Linked DNA regions of Homo sapiens: region 1 is linked to region 2. Evidence: read pairs that join two places in POLR2A ChIA-PET (ENCODE). Cell type or tissue: OCI-LY7. All regions are shown on one strand. Each heading gives the region's core, and the rest is flanking DNA. Links, peaks and the distances in the headings are about the cores only.

Region 1 (9,803 bases), core at 1-8,000, 320 kb before region 2:
AATCCTGACTCTGCTGTCTCTTGGCTGAGACATGGGGCAAATTACTTAGCCTCTCTGAGCTTTTGTTTCCTCACCTGGAAAATCATTGAAATTCAACAAGGGCCGGGCGCGGTGGCTCACGCCTGTAATCCCAGCACTTTGGGAGGCCAAGGCGGGCGGATCACGAGGTCAGCAGATCGAGACCATCCTGGCCAACACGGTGAAACCCCGTCTCTACTAAAAATACAAAAAATGAGCCGGGCGTGGTGGTGGGCGCCTGTAGTCCCAGCTACTCGGGAGACTGAGGCAGAAGAATGGTGTGAACCCAGGAGGCGGAGCTTGTAGTGAGCCGAGATAGCGCCACTGCACTCCAGCCTGGGGACAGAGCGAGACTCCGTCTCAAAAAAAAAAAAAAAAAAAAGAAAAGAAATTCAACAAAGACAGCCAGGTGTGGTGGCTCAAGCCTGTAATCCCAGCATTTTGGGAGGCTGAGGTGGGCGGATCACTTCAGGCCAGGAGTTTGAGACCAGCTTGGCCAATATGGCGAAACCCCATCTCTACTGAAAATACAAAACTTAGCCGGGCATGGGCACCTACACCTGTAATCCCAGTTACATGGGAGGCTGAGGTGGAAGAATTGCTTGAACCTGGGAGGTGAAGGTTGCAGCAAGTTGAGATCATGATTGCACTCTAGCCTGGGTAACAGAGCGAGACTCTGTCTCCGAAATAAATAAACAAATAAATTAATTAAATGAGAAAAAGAAGAAATCACTTTAGGCCTTTCAACAAAGAGGACTAATTCAGGGAATTGGTTACCTCGGAGTTAAAAGCCAAGGGCGGGATGTGGTGGCTTGAGACCAGCCTGGGCAATATAGTAAGACCCTGTCTCTACAAAGAAATTAAAAAAAAAAAATTAGCTGAGCTAGCCAGGCACGGTGGCTCATGCCTATAATCCCAGCACTTTGGGAGGCCAACGCAGGCAGATCACGAAGTCAGGAGATCGAGACCATCCTGGCTAATATGGTGAAACCCCGTCTCTACTAAAAATACAAAAAAATTAGCCAGGCGTGGTGGTGGGCGCCTGTGGTCCCAGCTACTTGGGAGGCTGAGGCAGGAGAGTGGCGTGAACCCAGGAGGCGGAGCTTGCAGTGAGCCGAGATCCCACCACCGCACTCCAGCCTGGGCGACAGAGCGAGACTCCGTCTCAAAAAAAAAAAAAAAAAATATTAGCTGGGCTAATGCTGTGCGTCTGTAGGCCTAGCTACTCAGAAGGCTGAGGCAGGAGGATTGCTTGATCCTAGGAATTCAAATCTGCAGTGAGCTATGATCGCACCACTGTACTCCAGCCTGGGTGACAGAGTAAGACCCTGTCTCTAACAAAAAACATGAAAAGGCCGGGTGTGGTGGCTCACGCCTGTAATCCTGGCACTTTGGGAGGCTGAGGTGGGTGGATCATTTGAGGTCAGGAATTCAAGACCATCCTGGCCAACATAGTGAAACCCCGCCTCTACTAAAAATACAGAAATTAGCTGAGCATGGTGGCAGGCGCCCGTGGTCCCAGCTACTCGGGAGGCTGAGGCAGGAGAATTGCTTGAACCCGGGAGATGGAGGTGCAGTGAGCCGAGATTGCACCACTGTACTCCAGCCTAGGCGACAGAGTGAGACTCTGTCTCAAAAAACAAAAACCTGAAAAGAAAAGTAAAGAAGGCCGGGTGCAGTGGCTCATGCCTGTAATCTCAGCACTTGGGGAGGCCGAGGCAGGTGGATCATGAGGTCAGGAGTTTGAGACCAGCCTGACCAACATGGTGAAAGCCCGTCTCTACTAAAAATACAAAAATTAGCTGGGCATGGTGGCGTGTGCTTGTAAAACCAGCTACTCGGAAGGCTAAGGCAGGAGAATCGCTTGAACCCGGGAGGCGGAGGTTGCAGTGAGCTGAGATCGCGCCATTGCACTGCAGCCTGGGCAGCAGAGCGAGACTCTATCTCAAAAATAAAATAAAATAAAATAAATAATAAGAAAAGAAAAGTAAAGAAAAGCCAAGCAGGATATGATGATAAGATGGCCTGATGATGGTACCAGTAGGAAGCCAACTAGCACCCTAGGGGGAAGGGACAGCAGTATCACAGGAGCCCGGAAGCATCCAACAGAAAGCCCTTAGCCCACTGCCTGGCACAAAGTAGGTGCTCAATGCATGTTAGTTCCTCCTATGATCCCCTCCAAGTGGATCTATCATCTCTCCCCCAAATCCTGGTCCTTCTCTGCTTAAATCCTGAGCCATCTTCCTCATAAGAGACTTCTCATTGGCCTGGCGCAGTGGCTCACGCCTGTAATCCCAGCACTTGGGGGGCCGAGGCAGGCGGGTCACCTGAGGTCAGGAGTTCGAGACCAGCCTGGCCAACATGGCCAAACCACGTCTCTACAAAAAGTACAAAATTTAGCCGGACATGGTAGTGCACATCTGTAATCTCAATTACTTGGGAGGCTGAGGCACGAGAATCACTTGAGCCCAGGAAGTGGAGGTTGCAGTGAGCCGAGATTGTACTGCTGCCCTCTAGTCTGGGTGACAGAGTGAGACTGTCTCAAAAAAAGAAAGAGAGAGAGAGAAAAGAAAGAAAGAAAGGAAAGAAAGAAAGAAAGAAAGAGAAAAAAAGAAAAACAAAGAAAGAAAAGAAAGAAAGAAAGAGAAAAAGAAAGAAAGAAAGAAAAGAAAGAAAGTTGGTATATCAAGCAAGAGACGGGCTCACACCTAGAACTCAGGAGGCTGAGGTGGGAGGATTGCTTGAGGCCAGAAGCTCAAGACTAGCTTGGGCAACATAGCGAGACTCCCGTGTCTAAAAAAACAGAAAGAAAGTTGGTGTCTGAGGAAAAGGAGGCTGATGTGTAGAAGCAAAGTAACTGAGGGGGAGAGTGGGAGGAGGTGAAATCAGGGAGGTAACAGGATCAGAGAGTACAGAAATTTGTGGGCTGTGAAGAGGACTTGGGCTTTTGTTCTGAGTAAAGTGGGAGCCATGCAAGGTTCTAGGGGGAGGGGGAACCAGATCTGACTCTGGTGTTCACAGGCACCCTCTGGCTGCTGAGTGGAAAAATAGACTGGGGGGTGGAGAGGGGCATGATAGTGGAATCAAGGAGACCAGGATAGAGGAGGCTTGGGTCGCATTTTACAAGGGAGGAAACTGAGGCACCGAGACATTCAGGTGGAGGATACAGGACTTGAACCCAAATCTTTCTTGGGCCACAGCCTGTGCCTTCTGCCAATGGTGAGACCCAGCCCTCTCCTCCCCACACCCACCCACTCACCTGAACGAAGGGCACAGCCTTACACATCCCCTGGATCACTTCCTGAGGGTTCAGCGGCAGAGTCACAGCAGCCACCTCGTCTTGCCCACGCTGCAGCCTGCCCATCCCCAGCTGCCTGGCTTTCTGCAGGCCCAAGAAGGCCTTCCAGCTCCCAAGGGCAGAAGCTGGCACCAGTGGGGGCAGGGCCCCTGGGCCCAGAGCCCAGGTCTGATTGGCTGCAGCCCAGGACTGAGGTCGAGGAGACTGGGGTTCAGGCCTCCCTGAGCCTGTAGGCAGGGCCCCGCTAAGCAGGCACAGAAGAGTGGATAGCTGGCCAAGGAGCATCTGCTTGTCCGTGCGTCTGTCTGCCTGTCTGTCTGTCCGGACTGGGCTCAAGGTCACTAGCAGTCGACCCTGCTGTCTGGTGAGTGGCATCTGAGCCTTCTGAACCTGCTTTTAATCTCTTGGCCCCTCCTGGATAGCCTGGGAGGCATTTCTGTAGACCCACAGCGGGGGAGGAGAGTAAATTCAGACCAGCTGGGTTCCCACACCTCCTCCCAACTTGCTGAGAGACATGGGGGCTGGTCCTGCTGTGTGCGAGCTGTGGGGACCAGGAAAGACAGGTCTGGGGCCAGGGGCCGAGACACACAATGTCTGAAGACCCTGGGCAGCTGCATTTCCAGTCCTGGGACCCCGATTCTCCAATTAGCAAAAGCACACTTTGGGTGAGGCTCAGTGGCTCACACCTGTAATCCCAGCACTTTGGGAGGCCGAGACGGGAGGATCACCTGACGTCAGGAATTCAAGACCAGCCTGGTCAACATGGTGAGACCTCATCTCTACTTTAAAAATACAAAAATTGGCCAGGCACGGTGGCTCACGCCTGTAATCCCAGCACTTTGGGAGGCTGAGGTGGGCAGATCACGAGGTCCGGAGATTGAGACCATCCTGGCTAACATGGTGAAACCCCATCTCTACTAAACATACAAAAAATTAGCCGGGCGTGGTGGTGGGCGCCCGTAGTCCCAGCTACTCGGGAGGCTGAGGCAGGAGAATGGCCTGAACCCAGAAGGCGGAGCTTGCAGTGAGCGGAGATCACGCCACTGCACTCCAACCTGGGCAATAGACCGAGACTCCGTCTCAAAAAAAAAAAAAAAATTCGCCAGTTGAGGTGGCTCACGCCTGTAATCCCAGCACTTTGGGAGGCCGAAGCGGGCAGATCACGAGGTCAGGAGTTTGAGACCAGCCTGACCAACATGGTGAAACCCCGTCTCTACTAAAAATACAAAAAAAATTAGCTGAACGTGGTGGTGGGCACCTGTAATCCCAGCTACTCAGGAGGCTGAGGCAGGAGAATCGCTTGAACCCAGGAGGCGGAGCTTGCAGTGAGCCAAGATCGCGCCACTGCACTCCAGCCTGGACGACAAGAGTGAGACTCTGTCTCAAAAAAAATTAAAAAATAAATAAAATAAAAATACAAAAATTATGGCCAGGCACGGTGGCTCACACCTGTAATCCTAGCACTTTGGCAGGCTCAGGCGGGCAGATCACCTGAGGTCAGGAGTTCAAGACCAGCCTGGCCAACATAAGTGAAACCCCGTCTCTACTAAAAATACAAAAAGTAGCCAGGCGTGGTGTCACATGCCTGTAATCCCAGCTACTCAGGAGGCTGAGGCAGGAGAATCGCTTGAACCCGGGAGGCGGAGGTTGTAGTGAGCCAAGATCGCGCCACTGCACTCCAGACTGGGCAACAGAGTGAGACTCTGTCTCAAAAAAAATTAAAAACTAGCATACCTTGCAGCCAGGTTTCTTGGGTTCGGCCTAGGCATTGCAATTTCCTGGCTGTGCAACCTTGAGTAAATCCCTTAACCATCCTGGTCCCTACCTTCTTCTTCTGTAATATGAAGATAAAACAGTCCCTATCTCATTGGGTTATTCTGAGGACTCAAGGAGGTAATTTATGTAAGGAGCTTAAAACAGAGGTTCCTACACAGTAACACCATGAATCAGCTCTGAGTAACATTATTGTTGCTGGGTTTTTGTGTTCTTTTTTTTTTTTTTTTTTTTTTAGACAGAGTCTCACTGTGTCTCGTCTCACTGCAACCTCTGCCTCCTGGGGTCAAGTGATTCTCCTGCCTCAGCCCCCCAAGTAGCTGGGATTACAGATGTGAACAACTATGCCCAGCTAATGTTTGTATTTGTAGTAGAGACTATGTTGGCCAGGCTGGTCTCGAACTCCTGACTTCAAGCGATCCGCCCACCTCAGCCTCCCAAAGTGCTGGGATTACAGGCATGAGCCACCATGCCCTGCCAGTTCTTTTTATTTTATTATTTTTTTATTTGACACAGGGTCTTACTATGTTGCCCAGGCTGGTCTTGAAAAGCAGGTCTCAAAATGCTGGGAATATAGGCACAGGAAGCTATCTTGCCTGACTTGTTTTTCTCTTCTTCTTTTTTTTTTCTTTGAGACAGTCTCCCTCTGTCACCCCCAGGCTGGAGTGCAGTGGTGTGATCTCAGCTTACTGCAACCTCCGCCTTCTGGGTTCAAGCAATTCTCCTGCCTCAGCCTCCCGAGTAGTTGGGACTACAGGCCCCTGCCACCATGCCTGGCTAATTTTTTTTTTTTTTTTTTTTTAGTAGAAATGGAGTTTCCCCATGTTGCCCAGGGTAGTCTTGAACTCCTGAGGTCAGGCAGTCTGCCCGTCTTGGCCTCCCAAAGTGCTGGAGTTACAGGTGTAAGCCACCGCACCTGGCTTTTTTTTTTTTTTAACAGGGTCTTGTTCTGTCACCCAGGTTGGCATGCAGTCCCACAATTGCATCTCACTGCAGCCTCAACCTCCTAGACTCAAGGAATCCTCCTGTTTCAAACCCACCGAATAGCTGAGACTACAGGTACACAACACCATGCCTGGCTGATTTTTTTTTTTTTTTTTTTTTTTCTGAGACGGAGACTCGCTCTGTCGCCCAGGCTGGAGTGCAGTGGAGCGATCTTGGCTCACTGCAAGCTCTGCCTCCCGGGTTCACACCATTCTCCTGCCTCAGCCTCCCGAGTAGCTGGGACTACAGGCGCCCACCACCACACCCGGCTAATTTTTTGTATTTTTAGTAGAGATGGGGTTTCACCGTGTTAGCCAGGATGGTCTTGATCTCCTGACCTCATGATCTGCCCGCCTCAGCCTCCCAAAGTGCTGGGATTACAGGCGTGAGCCACCGCACCCGGCCTGGCTGATTTTTAAATTTTCACAGAGACGGGATCTTACTATGTTACCAGGTTTGTCTCAAACTGCTGGCTTCAAGTGATCCTCCTGCCTCAGCCTCCCAAAGTGCTGGGATTAAAGGCACATGCCACCTTGCCCAGCTGTTTTTTTTTTTTTTTTCCTTTAACACTCAGTATAGGCCAGACTTAATCCTGAGCCCTGGTGATACAGGAGGACAAGACAGAAAATGCCATGGATTTTACACGGTGCAGAAAACAGACAATAAAAGATAATTAAGGGGCCGCACGCAGTGGCTCATGCCTGTAATCCGAGCACTTTGGGAGGCCGAGGAGGGCAGATAACTTGAGGCCTGGACAATATAGCGAAACCCCATCTCTACTAAAAAATACAAAAATTAGCCGGGCAAGGCTGGGCGTGGTGGCTCACACCTGTAATCCCAGCACTTTGGGAGGCTGAGGCGGGTGGATCAACTGAGGTCAGGAGTTCGAGACCAGTCTGACCAACATGGAGAAACCCCGTCCGTACTAAAAATACAAAATTAGCCAGGCATGGTGGCACATGCCTATAATCCCAGCTACTCGGGAGGCTGAGGCAGGAGAATCGCTTGAACCCGGGAGGCGGAGGTTGCGATGAGCCGAGATCACACCATTGAACTCCAGCCTGGACAAGAGTAAAACTGCGTCTCAAAAAAAAAAATTAGCCGGGCGTGGTGGCATGAGCCTGTAACCCCAGCTACCTCTGGAGGCTGAGGCAGAAGAATTGCTTGAACTCGGGAGGCGAAGGTTGCAGTGAGCCAGATCACACCACTGCACTCCAGCCTGAGTGACAGAGTGAGACCTTCTCAAAAATATTAATAATAATAATAATAAAGATCATTTCACAGTCTTGATTAAGAAGCTGCTAAAATGGGATGTTCCTTAGAGGCGTCAGGGCGGGGGCTTCTGTCTCCAGGGTGGTCAGGGAAGGCCTCCCCGAGTAGGTGGCATTTTTACAGACACCTGAGATGGCGCTGGAGGCGGTGGGAACAGCTTGGTGTGGGGGTGGAGGTTGGGAGTGTTAGAAGCAGATAAAGAGGGTGAGAGTCGTATCCCAGGCTTTGGGGCCCCGGAGGTGTCTGGGGGGTCCTGGCTGGATCCTGGCACCTCTATCTCGCACCCAGGTGAGGAGCTTGGAGGCCGGGGGGCCGTGGGAAGAGACCAGGCCAGCCTTTCCCGCGCCCTCCCCTCCACGGAGCTGCGAGTGCGATGCGGCGTGCTCGCCCTCTGGCGGCGGCTCCCGGGACTGTGCGGCGGCCGCGCCCAGGACACCCGCCTCCCAGAGGCCAAGCCTGGAGGGGCGGGCGTGCTTCCCACCCAGCTCTGCTACATCCCAGCTCCTGACTGTCCCCCAACCTGCCCTTCTGCTGTCCTCTAGACACAGTTAAAGGCAGCTCTGTCCTGCCAGGTGCTAAGGCTCCAAACTTTGGAGAGCACCTTTGACCTATCTCTTTCTCTAACACCCATCCCCGCCCCCAATCTTATATGACAGTAACTCCGGTCAGCTCCAGAATCTACCCAGAATCCGCCCGCTTCTCACCCACTCCTTGTCCCCCTACCTGGATCAGTGCAGTCGCTTCCTTCCAGGTCTCCCAGTTCCCGCCCTGGCCACCGGCCCCCCACAGTTTATTCCCCCCACAGCGGCCAGAGGGCGCCTGTGAGCACCTGAGTCAAGACTGGTCCCTGTGATGAGAACCTTCCATGGCTCTCATCTCCCTCAGAAAAAAGCCTCAGGAGGAGGCCCACAGTGTGACAGTAATTACTAGAAACAATCTGGTAATTTGATTCTATGCTACTTTATTTCACTAAGAATAAACACCTGAGGATGGGCACAGTGGCTCACGCCTGTAATCCCAGCACTTTGGGAGGCCAAGGTGGGTGGATCACGAAGTCAGGAGAACGAGACCATCCTGGCTAACACGGTGAAACCCCGTCTCTACTAAAAAAAAAAAAAAAAATTAGCCAGGTGTGGTGGTGGGCACCTGTAGTCCCAGCTACTTGGGAGGCTGAGGCAGAAGAATGGCGTGAACCAGGGAGGCAGAGCTTGCAGTGAGCTGAGATTGCACCACTGCACTCCAGTCTGGGTGACAGAGCGAGACTCCATCTCAAAAAACAAACAAACAAAAAAAAAGGAATAAAAACCAGGCTGGTCACAGTGGCTCACGCCTGTAATCCTAGCACTCTAGGAGGCCAATGCAGGTGGATCACCAGGTCAAGAGTTCAAGACCAGCCTGGCCAACATGGTGAAACCCTGTCTCTACTAACAATACAAAAATTATCTGGGCGTGGTGGCGTGTGCCTGTAATCCCAGTTACTCCGGAGGCTGAGGCAGGAGAATTGCTTCAACCTGGGAGGCAGAGGTTGCAGTGACTTGAGATTGCACCACTACACTCCAGCCTGGATGACAGAGCAAGACTCTGTCTCAGCGGGGAAAAAAAGAATAAAAGCCTCAGCACTTCGGGAGGTGGAGGTGGGCAGATCACTTGAGGCCAGGAGTTTGAGACCAGCCTGGCCAACATGGCGAAATCTCATCTCTACTAAAAATACAAAAAAAAATTAGCTCGGCGTGGTGGTGCACACTCCTGATCTCAGGTGATCCACCCACCTTGGCCTCCCAAAGTGCTGGGGTTACAGGCGTGAGCCACTGTGCCCGGTCGTACTCCCAGTTACTTGGGAAGCTGAGGCAAGAGAATCGCTTGAACCTAGCAGAGGTTGCTGTGAGCCAAGATCGTGCCACTGCACTCCAGCCTGGATGACACAGTAAGATTCTGTCTCATAAAAAGAAGAAGAAAGAAGAAAGAAGAAGAAGGAGAAGAACAAGAAGGAGAAGGAGAAAGAGAAGAAGAAGGAGAAGGAGAAGAAGGAGAAGAAGAAGAAGAAATGCTGTACACCCATGTTCATAAGATCATTATTCACAATAGGCAAAAATTGGAGACAGCTCAAATGTCCACGTACAGATAAATGGATAAACAAAATGTAGACCATTCTTTTTTTTTTTTCTTTTGGAGACGGAGTCTCGCTCAGTTGCCCAGGCTGGAGTGCAGTGGTGCAATCTCGGCTCACTGCAAGCTCCGCCTCCCAGGTTCACGCCATTCTCCTGTCTCAGCCTCCCGAGTAGCTGGGACTACAGGTGCCTGCCACCACGCCCGGCTAATTTTTTGTATTTTTAGTGGAGACGGGGTTTCGCCATGTTAGCCAGGATGATCTCGATCTCCTGACCTCATGATCTGCCTGTCTCGGCCTCCCAAAGTGCTGGGATTACAGGCGTGAGCCACCGTGCCTGGCCGCTTTTTT
Region 2 (8,876 bases), core at 876-8,875:
ACACATCATACAAAGCCATTCACATCTGCTGTGGACGTTTACATACTTAGTTTTGGAAATTGGGGGTGGGGCATTCCCACTTGGCCCATGAATCAGGAGAGCCAAATATCACTGCTTGAAGAATTCACCAAAGTCTGTAGTAAGAGGAGCTTCTATCTGGAGTGAATATTTGAGAGTCCACCCTTGGATTGATTGGGTTTGGGTGAGTCTCAGGGTGAATGCCTATGGGTGCATCTGGCTAGGAACAGTGGTTTCCCAGGGCCTCTCATTGATGTTTGACTTTCATAGATGACAAAACTCACATTTGTCCACATTCAAGAGCCTCGCGTTTCATGTGAGTCCCTTTGAGATGAATGTCTGCATATCTGTATATAGTTTTGCCTGTTCTAACAGAGTTACCCAAATTAACTGTGACTAGAATAAGATAGAAGATTATTTTCTTCTAACAAAAAGTCTGGCTGTTAGTCCAGAGAAAGTGGGGTGGTTCCATAATCACCCAGGACCTCCTCTTCTATCTTGTTGCTCTGCCTTCCCCAATATTCAGTTTCCACCTCATGGTCCAAGATAGCTGCTGAAGCTCCAGCCGCCACATTTGTGTTTGAGTCAGTAGCAGAGGGACAGGGGCAAGGAACATTGTTGACACCACTTGGATCACTTTCTATGGGGCAAACTGGTCACTCAGCTACTGATAGCCTCAGGGAAGACTGGACAATATAGTCTTTATCCCAGGTAGCCATGTGCCAAGCTAGAATCCTATTCTATGGGGCAATGGTGAACAGGAGGCGTTTATGCCACGCTCAAGAGTGATGTGGTAAGCCAGATGCAGTGGCTCATGCCTGTAATCACAGCACTTTGGGAGACTGAAGCAGGAGGATCGCTGAGCATAGGAGTTCAAGACCAGGTGGGAGCATTTGCTGATTAGGTGCCTACATAGTGATGCCCTGTCTCAAAAAAAAAAAAAAAAAAAGAGGCCGGGTGCAGTGGCTCACGCCTGTAATCCCAGCACTTTGCGAGGCAGAGGCAGGCAGATCATCTGAGGTCAGGAGTTCAAGACAAGTCTGGCCAACATGGATAGAAACCCCGTCTCTACTAAAAATACAAAAATTAGCCAGGGGTGGTGGCAGGTACCTGCAATCCCTCTACTCGGGAGGCTGAGGCAGGAGAATTGCTTGAACCCAGGAGGCGGAGGTTGCAGTGAGGCAAGATTGTGCCACTGCACTCCATCCTGGGCAACAAGAGCAAAACTCTGTCTCAAAAAAAAAAAAAGAAAAAAGAATTATGTGGGCCAGGCGCGGTGGCTCACGCCTGTAATCCCAGCACTTTGGGAGGCCGAGGCGGGCTGATCACGAGGTCAGGAGATCGAGACCATCCTTGCTAACACGGTGAAACCCCATCTCTACTAAAAATACAAAAAATTAGCCGGGTGTGGTGGCGGGTGCCTGTAGTCCCAGCTACTCGGGAGGCTGAGGCAGGAGAATGGTGTGAACCCGGGAGGCGGAGCTTGCAGTGAGCCGAGATCGCGCCACTGCACTCCCGCCTGGGCAAAAGAGCGAGACTCCGTCTCAAAAAAAAAAAAAAAAAAAGAATTATGTGGCGGTGACTGAAGGTTGACCTTGATGTAGGCCTTAATGGGGTTTATGGCCAGGGTTGGGGGACATTTGTAGGACTCACCTCTGCTCAGGTACAGACTGACATCCACCTCACCCGTGTGCCCGCAGACACCCTTGGTGCAGGAGGTGCACCAGAACTTCTCAGCTTGGTGTTCCCAGGTGGTTCGCCTGTACCCAGGACAGCGGCACCTGGAGCTAGAGTGGTCGGTGGGGCCGATACCTGTGGGGTGAGTGGCACAGGCTGGGAGAGGGGTGTGGAAGCAAGGGCAGAGGGGTTTATCCAAGGCTCACAACCTTGCCATCCCATTGGGTACAGCGACACCTGGGGGAAGGAGGTCATCAGCCGTTTTGACACACCGCTGGAGACAAAGGGACGCTTCTACACAGACAGCAATGGCCGGGAGATCCTGGAGAGGAGGTGGGGGGTGACTGAGAGCACTGAGGGGGTGGTCTGTGGTGTGTTGGGGCCCAGGGGTGGTGAGGGAAATTTGCTGATTACATGAGTGTGGGAGACAGAGGACGAAGGGAGAGTGAAGGGCGGGGGAGCCAGGCAGGGTGCAGTGGCTCACGCCTGTAATCCCAGCACTTTGGGAAGCCGAGGCGGGCAGATCACAAGGTCAGGAGATCGAGACTATCCTGGCTAACATGGTGAAACCCCGTCTCTACTAAAAATACAAAAAAATCAGCCGGGTGTGGTGGCGGGCACCTGTAGTCCCAGCTACTCGGGAGGCTGAGGCAGGAGAATGGCGTGAAGCCGGGAGGCGGAGCTTGCAGTGAGCCGAGATCGCGCCACTGCACTCCAGCCTGGGTGACAGAGCGAGACTCCATCTCAAAAAAAAAAAAAAAAAAAAAAGAGTTGGGGAGCCAGATCCCAAGCCTGATCAGCTCACCCCCAACCCCAGGCGGGATTATCGACCCACCTGGAAACTGAACCAGACGGAGCCCGTGGCAGGAAACTACTATCCAGTCAACACCCGGATTTACATCACGGTAGCTCTCCCCCATCCTGCACCTCCCCACCTCGATAGAAAGGGAATCACCCCTTATCTGCAGCATCTCAAAGCTGCCTGGGGTTGGGGTTGACTGCCCTCTACTTTCACCCTTCAACTCCCAGGATGGAAACATGCAGCTGACTGTGCTGACTGACCGCTCCCAGGGGGGCAGCAGCCTGAGAGATGGCTCGCTGGAGCTCATGGTGAGTGGGTCAGAGCCCCATCCGAGCCAGGGTCCTCCCAACCTGGACCCCTGCTGGACCTTGAAGGCTGTTTCTGGCCCAGTTCTCTGCTTTCAGGCCCCACTAAGCTGAGGACTCCGTTTCTTTCTTTTCTTCTCTTTGAGACGGAGTTTTGCTCTTGTTGTCCAAGCTGGAGTGCAATAGTACTATCTCAGCTCACTGCAACCTCTGCCTCCTGGGTTCAAGTGATTGTCCTGCCTCAGCCTTCCGAGTAGCTGGGCTTACAGGCACACACCATCACGCCCGGCTAATTTTGGTATTTTTAGTAGAGATGGGGTTTCACCATGTTGGCCAGGCTGGTCTCGAACTCCTTACCTCAGGTGATCCACTCACCTCGGCCTCCCAAAGTGCTGGGATTACAGGCGTGAACCACCGCTCCCGGCCAAGGACTCCATTTCTGTGTGTGGCTTTTCCTCTCCGTTTTTCTCCATCTCCTGCCCAGGCTCCCTCCACGCTCTGGCGTGCCATATCCAGGCCCCCCTGTTAGGCATTTACCTCCTTCCGGCCTGGTTCCCATGCCTACTTGGATCCTGCCTCTGCTGGGGTTGCCCTACCAGACCCTCACCTTCATCCTCATCCGTTCCTCCCACCCTTTAATTTCTTTTGACATTCCCACACGCCCTTACCCAGTTTCTGGCCCAAGGACACCCACAAACCCACGACTCTCACCCCCTCCTGGCCACTCTCCCCCCAGGTGCACCGAAGGCTGCTGAAGGACGATGGACGCGGAGTATCGGAGCCACTAATGGAGAACGGGTCGGGGGCGTGGGTGCGAGGGCGCCACCTGGTGCTGCTGGACACAGCCCAGGCTGCAGCCGCCGGACACCGGCTCCTGGCGGAGCAGGAGGTCCTGGCCCCTCAGGTGGTGCTGGCCCCGGGTGGCGGCGCCGCCTACAATCTCGGGGCTCCTCCGCGCACGCAGGTGAGGGGCAGCGGGGTAGGCAGAGAGGACCGGATTGAAGTCTACCAGGGAGCCGGGTTTGGGTGCGGAGTTTCCTAGGCTCAGCGGGGATCCATTTGGCCATAATTAGCCCCAAACCCTCGGGCCAACCCCATCCCCTGGGCAGTCCCCGCCCAGTGCCAGCCCAGTCCCAACCCCCCTGGACTGTGTAGAGGCACAGCCCTAGCTCATGCCCCTAAACCACCAACTCACCTCCGGCCCCGCCCATTTCACTTTAGCCCCGCCCTCTCACCGCCCCCAGGCTCTGTCCTGCCTCACCCAGCCCCGCGGCTTCAGCCCCGCCGTAACTCCCAAAGTCTCAGGTCACATCAGTTCTGCTCCATCGGGACTCGAACCCTAAGCTTGGGACCGACCCATCTCCCCATTGGCTCAGTCCTCCCTGTCACGGCCCTGGCCGCTCCTCTCGGCTGAGCCTTGCCCCTCTCCGGCGAAACCCCGCCCCTACAACCTAGCCCTGCCTCCTGACCTGGCTCGGCCCCGCCCTTCTCCATCCAGGCCCCGCCCCTCTCCAACTCAGCCCCGCCCTCTCTCCCGCAGTTCTCAGGGCTGCGCAGGGACCTGCCGCCCTCGGTGCACCTGCTCACGCTGGCCAGCTGGGGCCCCGAAATGGTGCTGCTGCGCTTGGAGCACCAGTTTGCCGTAGGAGAGGATTCCGGACGTAACCTGAGCGCCCCCGTTACCTTGAACTTGAGGGTGAGAAGGGCAAAATTGAGAAGGAGATCGGAGAGAGGCAAGAGAGAGGGAGAGAAGAGAAACCTGGCTTTGCCCCAACTCATCTGGGCCCATCCCCTTCCCCGCAGGACCTGTTCTCCACCTTCACCATCACCCGCCTGCAGGAGACCACGCTGGTGGCCAACCAGCTCCGCGAGGCAGCCTCCAGGCTCAAGTGGACAACAAACACAGGTGGGGCCCTGGTCAGGGGTAGGGAAGGGGTGGAGTCTTACCTGGGGCCGGCAGGTGGGGGCAATGTGTGAGGCATGGGATGTTGGCCAGGACCCAAAAAGGTCATGAGGGTATGGGGCAGAGTCCAGACCCAGGTTAGGGGCTTAAAGGATCTGAAATGGGTGCGGCAAACCAGGAATGGGTCTTGAGGTTTGTGGGTGCTGTTTAGTCCCAAGAACAAGATTTGAAAATCCCCATCCATGTCTAGTTCTGGGAGGGTGTTCATCACCCCTGGGGTCAGATTGAGGGTACGAGGACAGTGGCCAGATTGAGGGTATGAGGACATTGGACCTGGGGGTGGTATTCGGGGCCGGGGAAGCAGGTTAAGAGTCTGGGATTGAGGCCCTGGAGACAGATTCGGGGATATGCAGCTGTGTCTAGACCCAGGGGAGGAAGCATCGTGGGGTGAGTCAGAGGAAGTCTGCACCTCCTCACTCCTCCTTCCCCCTGCACCTCTCCAGGCCCCACACCCCACCAAACTCCGTACCAGCTGGACCCGGCCAACATCACGCTGGAACCCATGGAAATCCGCACTTTCCTGGCCTCAGTTCAATGGAAGGAGGTGGATGGTTAGGTCTGCTGGGATGGGCCCTCCAAGCCCAAGCCTCCTGCTCCGGGGGCAGACCAGACTCTGACTCTCCTCTTGGGGCTGCTGCCATTAAAACGCTACTACTAAGACTCAGGTCGCTCTGTGACTGAGTGTGGGTTTTTTTTGTCTGTTATTTGCTTGTTAGAGGGGGACAGAATTTATGACCCAGAGCCGGGTGTGGTGGCTTGCTCCTGTAATCCTAACAACTCTGGAGGCTGAGGAGAGAGAATCACTTGAGCCCAGGAGATCTAGACTAGCCTGGGCCACAAAATGAGGCCCTGTATGTACAAAAAATTTAAAAAATTAGCTGGGTGAAGTGTCTGTATTCCCAACTACTTGGGAGAATTGCTTGAGCACAGGAGGTCAAGGCTGCAGTAAGTGATAATCACACCACTGCACTCCAGCCTGGGCAAGAGAGCCAGATCCTATCTCTTCGTGTGTGTGTGTGTGTGTGTGAGGGACAGAGTCTCCCTCTGTCGCCTAGGCTGGAGTGCAGTGGCGCAATCTTGGCTCACTGCAACCTCCGCCTTCCGGGTTCTAGCGATTCTCTTGCCTCAGCCTTCCGAGTAGCTGGGACTACAGGCGCCCCCCACCATGCCTGGCTCATTTTTGTATTTTTAGTAGAGATGGGGTTTCACCATGTTGGCCAGGCTGGCCTCAAACTCCTGACCTCAAGTGATCCACCTGCCTTGGCCTCCCAAAGTGCTGGGATTACAGGCATGAGCCACTGCAACCAGTCTGGATCCTATCTCTTGAAAAAAAAATTAAAAATTAGAAAATTATCCAGATAGGATGGCGTGCATTTATAATCCCCAGCTACTACTTGGGAGGCTGAGGTGGGAGGATTGCTTGAGCCCAAAAGTTTGAGGCTGCAGTGAACCATGATGGCTCCACTGTACTCCAGCCTGGGTGACAGAGTGAGACCCTGTCTCTAGAAAAAAAAAAAAAAAGTAGGCAGTGCGTGGTGGCTCACACCTGTAATCCCAGCACTTTGGGAGGCTGAGTCACATGGATCACAAGGTCAAGGGATTGAGACCATCCTGGCCAACATGGTGAAACCCCTTCTCTACTAAAAATACAAAAATTAGCTGGGCATGGTGGCACACACCTGTAGTCCCAGCTACTCAGGAGGCTGAGGCAGGAGAATCACTTGAACCCAGGAGGCGGAGGTTGCAGTGAGGCGAGATTGTGTCACTGCACTCCAGCCTGGTGACAGAGTGAGACTCCATCTCAAAAAAATAAATAAATACAAATAAAAAGTTTTTAAGTGTTCTGGGGTCAGTTTGCAAGCACCAACAGCATATGTTTCTTAGGCCCCCTCTGATGACAAGGACTGGCCCAGGGTGGACAGGGAAGCCCAGGGAGGGTGGTATCATGTTGGTCCTCTAATGTTTCCTCTGAGAACCCCTCCAATGGGCCAGTTAGCATGGGCCACCTAGGGATGCCAGGGTGGGGTGCCAGGGGACACTCTGCTGTGGTCCCACTTGGGGCATGGTCACCAGATGTGCTCTTTTTCTTTTTTTTTTTTTTGAGATGGAGTCTCGCTCTGTCGCCCAGGCTGGAATGCAGTGGTGCGATCTCGGCTCACTGCAAGCTCTGCCTCCCAGGTTCACGCCATTCTCCTGCCTCAGCCTCCCGAGTAGCTGGGACTACAGGCGCCTGCTACCATGCCCGGCTAGTTTTTTGTATTTTTAGTAGAGATGGGGTTTCACCGTGTAAGGCGGAATGGTCTTGATCTCCTGACCCCGTGATCTGCCTGTCTCAGCCTTCCAAAGTGCTGGGATTACAGGCGTGAGCCACCGCGCCCAGCCCAGATGTGTTCTTTTTCAAGTTTCCTTCTTGACGGAGGGCTGGGCCAGCTTGTGAGGCCTGAAAAGGGCTCCCTGCACCTGTCTGCCGTATTGGACCTGTTACTGGAGGTATCACCCCCACCAAAAATATTTCTAAGTCCCTCTCCTATGGTAGTGACTGGCCTGGGCTGAGTAAGGAGGACTGTGGAGTACTCTTCAGGCTCAGCCCTGGTCCCACATGCGTCCCTGTTTTAACATGTGACTCCTCCGCAGAAAACTTTTATAAGTCCCTCTCCAGGAAGAGAGATTGGACCTGGCCAACCAGAGAGGCCTGGAGAGGGTGACCTGAGTTTGCCCACAGCCCCATGTGGGCTCCTTCATAGGAGGCTCTGAGTGCAAAGTTTCCTGTGTCCCAGCCAGTGGTAGGGACTGGTCGCAGCCAAAGAAGGAGGCCAGCAGAAGGACCACAGGTGGGCTGTCATCCTGCAGAGGCCTCTGATTGTGGGATGTGCCTCCAGGAAATATTTGTAAGTCCTTGGGGATGGGGTGGGGATAAGGAAACAGCTTAGGTCAGCTAGGAACCATAGGGCAGAGCAACCCAGGCTTAGTTTTGGTCACACATGGGGCCTGGTTCCTGGATGTGCTCCTTGAAAATTTGTCTAAGTCACCCTCTAAAGACAAGGATTATTACAGGTGAGCCAGAGAGGCCCGAGAAGGGCACCCCAGCATAGTTGTCCTGCTGCATAGAATCTGGCCACAGGATGAACCCCCTGAAAACCTTAAAAAGTCTCCGGATTGAGACCATCCTGGCCAACATGGTGAAACCCCATCTCCACTAAAAATACAAAAAATTTCTCTTTCCCTTCAGTGTGCCACTGAAGATCCTGGTGTCGCCATGGGCCGCCGCCCCGCCCGTTGTTACCGGTATTGTAAGAACAAGCCGTACCCAAAGTCTCGCTTCTGCCGAGGTGTCCCTGATGCCAAGATTCGCATTTTTGACCTGGGGCGGAAAAAGGCAAAAGTGGATGAGTTTCCGCTCTGTGGCCACATGGTGTCAGATGAATATGAGCAGCTGTCCTCTGAAGCCCTGGAGGCTGCCCGAATTTGTGCCAATAAGTACATGGTAAAAAGTTGTGGCAAAGATGGCTTCCATATCCGGGTGCGGCTCCACCCCTTCCACGTCATCCGCATCAACAAGATGTCGTCCTGTGCTGGGGCTGACAGGCTCCAAACAGGAATGCGAGGTGCCTTTGGAAAGCCCCAGGGCACTGTGGCCAGGGTTCACATTGGCCAAGTTATCATGTCCATCCGCACCAAGCTGCAGAACAAGGAGCGTGTGATTGAGGCCCTGCGCAGGGCCAAGTTCAAGTTTCCTGGCCGCCAGAAGATCCACATCTCAAAGAAGTGGGGCTTCACCAAGTTCAATGCTGATGAATTTGAAGACATGGTGGCTGAAAAGCGGCTCATCCCAGATGGCTGTGGGGTCAAGTATATCCCCAATCGTGGCCCTCTGGACAAGTGGTGGGCCCTGCACTCATGAGGGCTTCCAATGTGCTGCCCCCCTCTTAATACTCACCAATAAATTCTACTTCCTGTCCACCTAAAAAATACAAAAAAAAAAAAAACAACAACAAAAAATTAGCTGGTCATGGTGGCGGGTGCCTGTAGTCCCAGCTACTCGGGAGGCCGAGGCAGGAGACTGGCATGAACCCGGGAAGGGAGACTGGGACTCCCTCTATCACCCATGTTG

The links. ChIA-PET counts read pairs that join two places held together with the same protein. Peaks named below come from ENCODE experiments on the same cell type or tissue, not always from the same donor. Only the 100,000 strongest peaks of a DNase experiment are listed, where the experiment ranks them.
Region 1: POLR2A ChIA-PET joins it to region 2 with 10 read pairs; 2 of 35 experiments call an interaction of 5 or more read pairs at or near these places.

Annotation. Positions count from the first base shown.
Region 1 is chr19:12,963,459-12,973,261 of GRCh38, reverse strand. It overlaps DAND5 (DAN domain BMP antagonist family member 5), which reads right to left and starts at 3,686. Exons shown (of 2, transcript NM_152654.3): 1 at 3,278-3,686. The coding sequence starts at 3,601. RefSeq lists enhancers at 2,934-3,536, 3,537-4,140, 7,872-8,091, 8,212-8,261 and a silencer at 7,652-7,831. In OCI-LY7, for the core only: CTCF peaks have their summits at 2,645, 7,642 and 7,852; DNase peaks (open chromatin) are centred at 7,481 and 7,751; H3K4me3 peaks cover 560 bases; H3K27ac peaks cover 577 bases.
Region 2 is chr19:12,643,065-12,651,940 of GRCh38, reverse strand. MAN2B1 (mannosidase alpha class 2B member 1) reads left to right here. Exons shown (of 24, transcript NM_000528.4): 17 at 1,719-1,837; 18 at 1,927-2,028; 19 at 2,513-2,600; 20 at 2,725-2,805; 21 at 3,539-3,766; 22 at 4,343-4,498; 23 at 4,606-4,708; 24 at 5,209-5,429. The coding sequence ends at 5,321. It overlaps LOC105372279 (a long non-coding RNA gene), which reads left to right and starts at 8,797. Exons shown (of 4, transcript XR_007067142.1): 1 at 8,797-8,876. It also overlaps the pseudogene RPL10P16. RefSeq lists a silencer at 4,015-4,114 and enhancers at 4,355-4,424, 7,450-8,649. In OCI-LY7, for the core only: CTCF peaks have their summits at 3,466 (motif pointing left) and 3,665 (motif pointing left); no DNase peak of the experiment used is centred there.